Regions from separate parts of the Mus musculus genome. Here regions 2 and 3 are each linked to region 1. Evidence: chromatin loops called from intact Hi-C (ENCODE). Cell type or tissue: left cerebral cortex. All regions are shown on one strand.

Region 1 (4,000 bases):
ATAATGAGATCTGATGCCCTCTTCTGGAGTGTCTGAAGACAGCTACAGTGTACTTACATATAATAAATAAATAAATCTTTAAAAACAAAACAAACAAAGAAAAACATTCTAACAATGTTAAACATAGCCTGAGATTCTGTGAATTGATGAATTAAAAATTTTATTTTATATTTATTTATTTAGTATGTATCTATGTGTATTCAAGTGCACCAGGTGTGCATGTAAAGGTCAGAAAACAACTTAAAGAAGTTAGTTTTCGCCTTCCACCATGTGGGTCTGGGGATCAAATGTAGGTTGTCAGACTGGTGGAAAAAGTTTCTACCTAGGGAGTTATCTAGCCAGCTCAAATTTTTTACTGTTTTGTTACTGAAGAATAATTTCAAATATTTGCAAGGGAAAAGTACACAAGTATTCTCCATCAATAAAATTTAACTTTAGCTCGAAATCAAAAGGGAACCTTATGCATGGTATATATTAAGGGAAACATTTTATGTGTCTTGCCTGTCTATTTTGAGACAAGGTCTTACTACATGGTTTTTGGTGGCTTGGAACTTGGTATATAGACCAGGCTGGCTCTGATCTCAGAGAGATCCACCTGCCTCTACCTCTCAATTGCTGGGATTCAAGGTGTGTTGTCACCGAATCTGGCTGAGGGTGCGTGTGTGTGTGTGTGTGTGTGTGTGTGTGTGTGTTTGTGTGTAGATAGATAGATAGATAGATAGATAGATAGATAGATAGATATGATAGATAAGTAGATATTGGGGCTCTTCCCCTCCTTTGTTGAGGGAGAGCTTGGCATTTTCCAAGCCACAATATTTGTCTGGGGATGTAACTAAGTGACAGACAGATATCTAGCATAAACAAGGTTCTGGGTTTAACATTTATCACCACTACTGAAAAAAGGAAAGAAAAAAAACAAAACAAAACAAAAACAAAAACCCAACCAAAATACAACAAAACCTCAAAATTCAAAGGAAAGGTATCATTTTCAAATATACTTTTTCTCTGTAATATTTCTCTTATAAAACACTCTTAGAACATGAGAAATGTTTCTCATTTTGTCAAAACAACACTAGTTCAGAACAGAGTATTTCAATAAATTAAGAGTGAGGCTGAAAGACCCGTCAATTATTGGTGAACTGCAGCTTAGTTATAATGACAATTGACAATGGCTTACTTCAAAAACAAAACGTGTAAAATCTATTTTATTTATTTTCAAAAGCTTACAACCAAGAAAGGAAGGAAGGAAGGGAGGGAGGGAGGGAGGGAAGGGGAGGGGAGGGGAGGGGAGGGGAGGGGAGGGGAGGGAAGAGAAGAGAGAATCTTGTCTGTCTTAGTTTGCTCCTAAGACTTTGCCTCTATCCCCATCCAATCTTGTGCATGACCACAGATCTAAGCTCACAAGTGATTTACTGATTCCATATGAAAGCAGATGGCATATATTAGCACAGTGGCACCAAACTCTGAGCAATACGATTTTCAGTTTATTTTTAGGGAAATACATGGTATTCTTGCTGCATTCTTAAATTACCTCTAGGCAAATGCTGAGGAAACATTCTCAGGCTCATCATACCCATATTCACCCAGATGTTAGATTGCTGTGTCCGTGTGGCAGGCTGCTGTCGAAGGAAGAGAAGATAGCGAGGAAATAATTCTAGTTCTGGGATGTCCGTTTTGCTATTCTTGATTACCTATTTTTACGAAAGATAAAAAAAAAGTAGTGATGACTCTAAAAGAAAGAAAACCCTTTAATCAAACTTAAGCTTCTATTTAAAAGTTTTATGGATGCATTTATGTGTATGACTATTTTGCTTGCCTATATGCATGTATACTACATGTGTGCCTGGTGTGTGCATAGGCCAAAAGAGGGGATCAGATCCTCTGGAACTGGAGATACAGATGGCTGTTAGCTGCCATGTGGTTAAGGAAACACACCCACTCTGCTGAAAGAACAGTAAGTGCTCTTAAACTCTGAACCATTTCTTTAGCCCCCTTTGGTGGTTTTTTAAAAACTATTTTTATTTTATGATTTTTTTTTTTTTTTTTGGTTTTTCGAGACAGGGTTTCTCTGTATAGTCCTGGCTGATCCTGGAACTCACTCTGTAGACCAGGCTGGCCTCGGACTTAGAAATCCACCTGCCTCTGCCTCCCGAGTGCTGGGATTAAAGGCGTGCGCCACCACGCCTGGCCGAATTGTTTTTTTTTTTTTTAAAAGAAATTAATATATACACTCCTTAAAAAGTTTTCTAAGCTAGGTGTGGTAGCTCATACCTTTAATCCCAGTACTCAGGAGGCAGAGGTAGGTATATCCATGTGACTTAGAGGTTACCTTGGTTTACCAAGGGAATTCCAGGCAAGCCAGGGCTATGTAAAAAGACCCTTGCTTACCCCAACCAAAAGACCATTTTTTAATTATTATACTGAGTGTATGGTGATTATCTGTTCACCACATTAATACAATACCTTTGAAGGCCCAAAGGAGAGGTTCCCCTGAAGCTGGAGCTATAAACATGTGGTTGGTTGTTTGGGATCAAACCCAGGTCCTCTAAAAGAACAAGAAACTGGTGTTCTTGACCAGTAAGCTATCACTCCAACCCCTATGTGTACATGGGTATTTTGCCTTCATAAATGTACCACATGTGTGCCTGGTGCCTACAGAGGCCAGAAGAGGTTGTCAGATCCCTTGAAACTGAAGTGTCAGACAGATGTAAGCTACCGTGGAGGAGCTAGGAAGCAAACTCAAGTTCTTTTGCAAGATCAGCCACTGAGATGTTTCTAGCCTTCAACCTACAGCTCTTAAAGACAGTGTTGCTTTATATAGTGGTCTGCCCTGAACCTTTGACCTTTAAGTATTGATTGATATTATAGTCATGTGTCACCACGATAAGCTCTGATACTAATTTTAAAATGTTTAACAAATTCATTCCCTATATTTTAGTGGCTTACTAATACATTTAAGTTACATAAATTTGAAAATGCTCAGGTTTTCGCTCCTAAATTAATCTTTCAAGATTAGAATTTTTAGACATTTGCATCCCATCTTCCATTCACAAACAAAATTAAAAGTTAAAGGAGCCAGGCATGGTGGCGCACGCCTTTAATCCCAGCAGTTAAAGGGGGGGTGGGCAGGTTTAGAGAGATGGCTCAGAGGTTAAGAGCATTAGCGGCTTTTCCAGAGGACCCAGATTCAATTCCCAGCACACATATGGCAGTTTACAACTGTCTTTAACTCCAGTTATAGGGGGCCTGACTCCTTCACACAAAACATCGATGCACATAACATAAGAATAAATTAGAACCCCCCATCCCAAAACAACAATAACAAAGCCTACAACCAAATCTCAGATATAAGTGTAACATTCAACCCTCAAAGATTCTCTTCAAAACAGACAGACCACTACCAAAAAAAAAAAAAAAAAAAAAAAAAAAAAAGTAAATAAATCACAACTGCCCAAAGAAGTATTATTTATGATACCTCAACAGTAAGGCTGCCTAAACAATACCTGAATAAGGACAACAATGCCAAGGCAGGTCTACATGGAAGGGGAAAACTAAAGCAGCCCCTCCCTAACACACCCCTAGACAAAAGAACTATAAGCAACAAAATCATGCTAACAGAGAGAGAAAAAGTTTTCCACCATGAAGGAGGTCACTAATTGATTAGTTAACACCAAGTAGCCAGCTTTGAAATCATGCAATGCAACATTAAACATACTTAACAGAACATATCCACGCACGGGCATGTGTGAGCACACACTTGCATGTGCATATGCATTAAGATGAACATGTCTGTAAATAACAAACAACTGGGAAGGAAGAGGCCCAGAGTTTGGGATGGAGTAAGTGATGATTGGAAGAGTTGGAAGAAGAAAAGAGGGTGGAGAGAAATAATAATTGTATTTTAATACCCTTCCAAAGCCTTAAATATTACCTAAATACTAATTGAATAAATAAAATGTATAGGAACCTACAGGTTTTGTTCAAATAATTTGAATAGGAA
Region 2 (4,000 bases), 150 kb after region 1:
AATAAGACCCTGTCTCAAAGGAAAAAATGTTTACAGCCACTTCCTAAGTGGCAGGTAGCACATTTTTTTGCAAAGTAAATAGTTGTGGTCACCTGTGTGGAGGATTATCAGAGTCCAATGGGGAAAAGAACGAAGGATTTTATCAATGTTAGCCACAGGAAAGCACAGGATGGGATAACTGATTGAACCGGGTCAGTCAGTGACAAGTCTAGCAGCCTCTGAATCATCTAGACTCCATCTTCTCTGTAGCGTGGGGCAGGCAGTGCCAAGGGAGGAGAGGTACAATGGAATGAACCGATGCTGCTCGGGTATTGGGGAGATTTCCAAATGACCGTGAGAGAGGCTAGAAATAGAATCCCAAAGAAGAAATACCAATAGTCTTAGCAGAATGGTGAGTTGGGTTAGTGATCAAAATTTGGCAGCTACTAATGCATTTAATTACCAACGAGGAGTTCCACTTGCACACATCATTTTAAAAATATTAGTTGCCAATATTATAACTGTCATTTCCCATTAAATGAAAAGTCAGACTTCTAGCCTCTCATACAGCTACCCACTTTTGAATTGCGTCCTATGTGGCAGGTGCTGGAGTGGAGGAGCAGTTGCATCAGCCTTTCTGATATGCTTCCTAGTTTACTATGGCTCCTCCCAACCCTGTGCCTTGAACAATGGACTTCACACATCTACAACTCCTGTGCAACTCTTGGGGCCGTTGTTATTTGATATCCCCAAAGTACACAGAAGCAACACAGGTATGCAACAAGAATGACAAACTTAGGTTCAAAAACACTTGGCTACATTCATTCATTCATTCATTCATTTTTTATTTGTTCATTTATTTATTGTGTGTGCCTTTGTGTCAGTGGATACTGTGAGGATCCACTGTGAGGACATTAGGGAATCAGTTCTTTCCTTCCACCACCAAATGGACCCAAGATGGAACCCAGACCGTCAGGCTGGAAGGCGAGCACCTTTACCCGCTAAGCCCTCTTGTCCTCTTTTGTTATACAGTGCTGGAAATCCAAACTAGGGCCTTGCACATTCCGGACAACATGAATCACACCTTCAGCAGTCAGTTGATGGGTTTGGATGATACCCATGAGAGGCAAGAAAGGAAAAGAGGAAACTAGAGACTTAAAAAAATGCACATTGCTTCCAGCTCCAGAAACCATTTACCTGGAGTCTCCAAGCAAGGAAGTGGGCTCGGTGATTTTCTCTCTAAGTGTGCGTGTGCGCGCGCGTGTGTGTGTGGTGTGGTGTGGTGTGTGTGTGTGTGTGTGTGAATATATGGAGCATGTGGGATTCTCTGGAACTGTAGTTCATAAGTGGTTTTGAGCCAACTGATGTGGGTGCTGGGAATACCCACATCTTCCTCTGGAAAGGCAAGAAGCACAGGCTATCGCTGATAGCCTTCTCTCTCCAGCCTCCAAGGCCCAGCGATTTTGTTTGTTTTATGAGACAGAGTTTATCTATGTATCTCTGGCTGTCCGAACACTCTGTAGACCACTCGAACTCACAGAGAGTTGTCTGCCTTTGCCCCTTCAAGGCATGCACCACTCACTTCAGTTTTCCTTTATATTTTTCCTCTTCCCCCCCCCCCCCCCCCCAACACAAGCGACAAGACATGAGGACCCTGCCCAAGGCAAATGGGAACCAGGTACTTCAGGGCCAGGGTAAATGTGTGTAGCAGGAAGGTCACGTGGTGCGGGAGCAGCTCGCTCTTTCCCTTTAACCCTTGCCTGGCTGGATCACAACAATTTTGACAAAGCAGGAGGACCACGGAGAGAGGGGCGGCCTACCGGAAACTGCGTGATACGGAGGGGCTCCCAGCAAAATAGGGTGCTGGTCATGGTCCGTGGGGCAGCACCGCCACCTACAGGAACTGTGGGGAGTACCGCTGCCTTCCAACCTGGCTCCCGCGCGCAAAACCCCGGGTAGAGGTGCTGGGGAGCTCTCCTTAAGGCAACAGCGGAGGCTGGGTTTGGTGTCCTCTTTCCTCAAACGCAGTACGATCTTAGAATTCTAAAACGGCAGATCACAGGTTTCTCTGCTTAAAACTCCAACGTTCCTCAATTCATCTGAAGTCAGGGTCAGCTCTGCCTTGGTGTGGTGCACACCTCTAATCTCAGCGATGGGGAGGGAAGGCAGGAGGACAGCTTGTGCGACATCATTTAGCCTGTCTCAAAATCAGCTAAACAATACAAAGAACGCCTAAGTTATCTGCTAGGTCCAGTCTGATCCACTCCCACAGCTCCTCCAACCCTTGCTTTCCCCGAGCCCGTCAGGCCTGGCGCCGTTTCAATTTTATATTCCTGTGACAAAACACATGAGAGAATAAGCTTACAAAGAGTTTCCTCTTTTTAAAATTTGTAAATTATATTTTCACATGGCCAGAAGATAACTAACTTGCTTATCGGTATATCCTAAGCAATTATAATAGTGAACAGCCCATATTAGTCATTTAGCATTCTGTTGAATTAACAAAAGAAAGAGCATAGCCAAACAGCACTTTTTTTTTTTTTAAAAGATTTATTTATTTATTGTATGTAAGTACACTGTAGCTGTCTTCAGACACTCCAGAAGAGGGAGTCAGATCTCATTACAGATGGTTGTTAGCCACCATGTGGTTGCTGGGATTTGAACTCCAGACCTTTGGAAGAGCAGTCGGGTGCTCTTACCCACTGAGCCATCTCACCAGCCCCAAACAGCACTTTTTCAACTACTGTCTAGAGGAGAAAAGACAGCCCCAAGAATAAAGGCAATGAATGTCTCCTGTACTGGAAGTCGGTGTAAGGATTCGGGCTGATGACCTACTGGCTGCAAATGACAGTACACAGTGACACTATGACTCCTGATCTTGGCCAGCCTGACATTTTTCATGACATGTAAACAACTGGGAGACTAATGTGTTCTTGATTGATAGGTTGATTGGTTACTTTAAGTAGTTTAGGCCTGATTCCAAGTCCAAGGTGTGTGTACCTTGTGCCTTCCATGACCAGAAGATGGCGCCAAATCCCCTAGAATAAGAACTAACTAGTTAAGGTGTGAGCAGCTATGTAGATAGATGCTGGGAACTGAACCCAGGTCTTAGCTGCCAAGCCACCGCTTCAGCCCTCCAATGCATTATTCCTAAAGTTAGTTGCACGTTCTCAGCTAAGGTGTGTCCAACCCAATGGATGACCTTGGAGTGGTAGTAAGGATGTCAGAGAGTAGCTAGGGAAGCGGTATGGAAGAGGAGTTAGCTGTTGACATAGTATGTTGCTCTATGCTTTTATGATAAAGCTAACCCCAAGGAGAAAACAAAAACAAAAAAGCCTCACCAGTGTCATGGCAGCAGGCCTCAAGAGGAGACCTTCCAGAGAAGAGGTCTTCTCTGAAGGGTTTTTGGGGTGTGTGTGTGGGGGGTGAGACTTGGTTTAATTGTGCAGACCAGCCTTTGACAGCCTAGTTCAGTTGGTCCTCCTCCTGCTTTAGCCTCCCAAGTAGATGGAACTGCAATAGTATGACCTTGAAATCCCGAAGTGGTCAAGATTGAACCTGAACTTCCGATCCTTCTGCCCCTATCTCCCTAGCTCTGGGCTTATAGGCGTCCCATTCATGCCTAGTTTAAGCAGTGCTAGAGATGAGACCCATGGCTTCATGAATGCTAGGTGTGCAGTATCACCAACTCAGCTGAATTTCCAGCTCCTCCCTAAAACAAAGTGGAAAAGGCTCCCAACCAGAACTGTGACGGCTCATTGCCCAGCCCACTCTGACCCCAGCCCGCATGGCTGCTCCAGTCTCTTTCTTGTGTCTACACTTGTAGTTCAGGAGAAGGGGGAGCACTCTGTGTTCTTCATCAGATTTCTGTGTCTCACTCGGAGCCTTAGTGTGTGTGCTTTTCAATTGGTTCAACACTTGTCCACGGGTGTGTCTGTATATGTAGGTGTGTGTACTTATAGACTGTAGCATTTAGGGCAAAGCCATCTTTTCTATGGCCAGTTTTAGACGTAGCTCTTCT
Region 3 (4,000 bases), 160 kb after region 1:
CACTGAGACAGTTCTGGAATGGCTGAATGCCCTGATTTGGAAAAGACGGCCAAATCTAGGTCAGGGTGCCCCTCCCCTCTTACTAGTATCTATGTTACTTTTCTATACTGCATATAAAGAGTTTTCCATAAGATTTCCTTACAATACAGTATTGAATACCTCCACATGGAAGAATTAACTATATGTTAAAAAGTTTTTGAAATCATCCTTACATAATAAGAATGCAACTCTTTTAAACTCTTAAATAGTTTTATTTAGGGGTTCTTTTTTTTTTTTTCTTTCAGACTTTCTGAAAAACGAATTATTTTTTAAAAAGAAAAAAAAAACGGTTTCCTGTTGTTCTACTGGGGTGAGAATGTGGGACTACTTATACACGCGGCACATGCTGATATAACTCAATATATGCTTATTCTACAGGAACTGCAATACAGGACTACCCGAAATAGGGTCTTGGGTGGACTGGACCAGTGTTTCAATGCAAATGCCAGCCCTAAAAACAACATGGTTTGATTTCACAGTATGAATTCCCCGGAATCTGGGAAAGGTAATTGTTAGCTGAGGCTGTCCCTCAGCAGCTTGGTCCCTCAACATTCTGAGCCATCAGAAAGGACTGCACCACTTCTTCAGTGGACTGGGGGCTGCTGCTGACGTCTTCAAGGGCATCGGTCACTGAATACTGTCGATCTCGCAACCGGTTCCAGTTAGACAGAACGTTGTGATACTCGAACACTTTCTCATAATTCCCAATGGAGTTGTAAAGTTTAATGAGGCCCCGGTAATCATATTCTAGTCCACTGTAGCCTTCACCAAACAGTTTCTTCCCTAAAGCAACACAAAAAGACTTAGATCAAATAATTACAATACTTTTTTGTTTAGATTTCAATACAATTTGTTTGTTTGTTTGTTTGAGACAGGGTTTCTCTGTGTAGCCATTCATACCAGGCTGACCTGGAACTCAAAGAGATCCTCCTGCCTCTGCCTCCCAAGTGCTGGGATTAAAGGCATGAGCCATCACCCCTGGCCCAGGTTCTCCTCTTTCAGTAGGCTGACTTGGTTTTAGTCCTATGGAAGGAAAGAGGTGCAGTCCCTCTATCACTGCTCTTACCTACTTTCATCCCTGCAATGTCTCTAAAGACTTCAAGGAACTGGCTTTACTAGAACGCTAAATTTCACCGGTTTAAAAAAAGGTTGTACTTATTTTACATGTGTGTTTCTGTGTACTCACACACTCAAGCTACTGCATGTGTGGAGGCCTGGGGATCCTGCCTTTCAGGCGTCTCCTTCCCTCCTATCATGAGACTTCTCAAGAAAGACTTCAAGTCATCTAGGGTGATGAGCCACCTACCAGTCCAAAGTTCAGGTTTAGGACTAATGTTTTTAAAGATATTTTTAAATAACATGAAAGATTTGTAGAATCTTTATGTGTAGCCCTGCCTGTTTTGGAACTCACTACACAGACCTCAAACTCGCATGCTATCACAGCCTCTGCCTCCCCAGTGCTGGGATTAAAGGGGTGCGACATCATCTCTGACAAATTTCGTTTTGGTGTTTGGCTTTTCAAGGCAGGGTTTCTCTGTGTAGCCCTGGTTGTTCTGGAACTCAATCTGTAGACAACACTGGACTCCAACTCACAGAGATCTGTCTATCTCTGCCTCCTGAGAGCTGGGATTAAAGTTGTGTTCCACTACCACCCAGTAAATTTTGTTTTTAAAGCAAGTATCCCCCCTCCCCCCACCAAGTTGATACAACTTTAAAGTGACAGGCAAGAAGAAGAAAGCTTAACTGAGGAACTGCTTGAACCAGATTGGTCTGTGGTCACTGCCTACGAGAGATGTAGATTGATGACTGATTTGGCAAAGCCTGGCTATAGTGGGCAATACCTTAGACAGGCAGTATCTGGGGCTATCAAAGAAAACTAGCTGGCCATGGTGAGCCAGTAAGCTAGCCAGCAAGCAGGGTTTCTCCATGGTGCCTGCCTTCAGTCACTGCCATGACTTCCCTCAATGACAGGTTAATCTGCAGTGTGAGCTGAAATGAACCCTCTCCGCCCAAGTTGTCTTTAGTCACGATGTTTCTGTCACAGCAACAGAAAAACAAAAGCATAGTGGACAGCCACACGATGCTCATTTTGTATGAAAAGGAAATATAAGAAAATACTTATGCATGTGCCTTTATGTAAAATCATATATAGAAAAATAAGCTATAAACAAACAAGTGTTGAAAATTAGGTAGAAGAAAATTAAGGAAACTACACATCACAAGGAAAGTGCTTGCCTATTACTTTTTGATTTTAAGAACATTAGTGGGCTGGTGAGATGGCTCAACGGGTAAGAGCACCCGACTGCTCTTCCGAAGGTCCGAAGTTCAATCCCAGCAACCACATGGTGGCTCACAACCATCCGTAATGAGATCTGACTCCCTCTTCTGGAGTGTCTGAAGATAGCTACAGTGTACTTATATATAATAAAAATAAATAAATCTTTAAAAAAAAAAAAGAACATTAGTATTTCCAACACTCGGATTTATCAAGTAAGTCAATGTATAACTGACTAGCACACAAATATATGGACCACTGTTTGTAACAAAGACAGCAAAGGGGACAGGACAGAGCATTGAAGAAATGGTTCCAGGTCAACTATATACACAGTAAAAGTAAAGTTTCTTCTAAGATGAACACGCTAATCTTAGTATTGCAGATCAAAACATGAATATAAGTAAAGTGTCTAAAAGATGATATTTTAGCAAAGTAACTTCATAACTGGTAGGAAAACCAAAATTCCTCAAACAAAATTTAAAAAGTACTGGTGATAAATTAAAGACATCAAGGCATTCTATAGAAACACAGGCATCCTTAGGCAGGGTGTGGTAGTGCATCCTGGGACCCAGCATTAGGAAGAAGCAGGAGCTACAAGTCCCTGTGTCAACACCAACTAACCAAAATAAAATGAAGCGAAATGAACTGTCCTATCCAGGCGCTCTCAAGAAAACAAGCCACAGGATGAGAGACCTTGACGCACAGGTGACCAAGAGGCCTCAGTTACAGGAGATATAGACAATTCAAAATGAGCTCGAACCACAACAATTTCATACAATGAGGTAATGCTGTCAAATGACAACAGTTCAAATGCTCTGTGTTCATTCAACATAGACTAGATGATGGCGACATGCAAGTTCAGTCAAACATTCCTCAGTCATGGAAGTCACCATCGACTGTGATGCAACAATACACAGAGGTGAGGATGTAAGAGCTCCAGGAGGCAGGAGGCTCGGGGGCAGCAGCAGGACAGACACCTTAAATGGTGGCTTGTATCACAGGCTGTGCTTGTTGGCTTCAGTGCGGAGGAAGAGCCTGAGAGGAGTGGCGCAGAGAGAGAGCACTGTGCTCTGCTCTGCTATGGCTGCCTCGTGCATGCGGCACTTACTTGTCAGCAGGATCTAGGAGCACAGACAAGCTCTCTAGACCTCAACTAAGGAAGACGGACGGAAAGGTAACATACCAATGGCTATCGACCGCAGGTACAGTTTCTCAGCATTTTCATACTGATTCATGTCATAATTATACAGAGATGCCAGGTGTCCCACTGAAAGGGCCACTTCATAATCTTCTTGGCCAAGGAGCTGCTCCTTAATCTGAATTGCTTTTATGTGCATTTCTTCAGCTTCCTGAAAAACAGGCCAAGTGGAATATTAGATTGCACTGTTTCTTAGGACAATTCTACTCAATGAAAGAGTTTGTTCTAAACATCACCACAGCTTATGCAGTAAGATCAAAGAACACCATCTGCCTTTTCCGAAAGCTGCTGCTGCTGCAAAACATTACTGGTTTTGGTAAACTGTGCCAAGCTGATGACAGCGATGGTCCTGAAGACCAAGGCATTCTAAGCAAGGTGTGGGAATATGTGTCTGTATTTCCAACAGCAGGCAGGCAGAGGCAGCAGGACTGACAGCTTAAAGCCAACTTAGGCTACATAGAGAAGATGCTGTCACAAAAACAACAAAA

What was found. Hi-C counts contacts between places; a loop is a spot of excess contacts. Peaks named below come from ENCODE experiments on the same cell type or tissue, not always from the same donor. Only the 100,000 strongest peaks of a DNase experiment are listed, where the experiment ranks them.
Region 2: it touches region 1 in a loop (2.1-fold over the local background); 2 of 42 quality-filtered maps call a loop at or near these places.
Region 3: it touches region 1 in a loop (2.6-fold over the local background); 2 of 42 quality-filtered maps call a loop at or near these places.

What each region holds. Positions count from the first base shown.
Region 1 is chr11:85,034,949-85,038,948 of GRCm38, forward strand. Usp32 (ubiquitin specific peptidase 32) reads right to left here. Exons shown (of 34, transcript NM_001029934.1): 16 at 1,574-1,691. Among named protein-coding and RNA genes, the nearest start is that of Car4, 79 kb to the left of the region's middle. In left cerebral cortex, no CTCF peak of the experiment used is centred here; a DNase peak (open chromatin) is centred at 1,510.
Region 2 is chr11:85,181,318-85,185,317 of GRCm38, forward strand. No RefSeq gene overlaps it. Among named protein-coding and RNA genes, the nearest start is that of 1700125H20Rik, 12 kb to the left of the region's middle. In left cerebral cortex, CTCF peaks have their summits at 1,875 (motif pointing left) and 3,003 (motif pointing right); DNase peaks (open chromatin) are centred at 1,874, 2,206 and 3,022; H3K4me3 peaks cover 906 bases.
Region 3 is chr11:85,191,078-85,195,077 of GRCm38, forward strand. It overlaps Appbp2 (amyloid beta precursor protein (cytoplasmic tail) binding protein 2), which reads right to left. Exons shown (of 13, transcript NM_025825.3): 12 at 3,498-3,663; 13 at 231-822. The coding sequence ends at 569. Among named protein-coding and RNA genes, the nearest start is that of Gm38935, 5.8 kb to the right of the region's middle. In left cerebral cortex, a CTCF peak has its summit at 2,472 (motif pointing left); no DNase peak of the experiment used is centred here.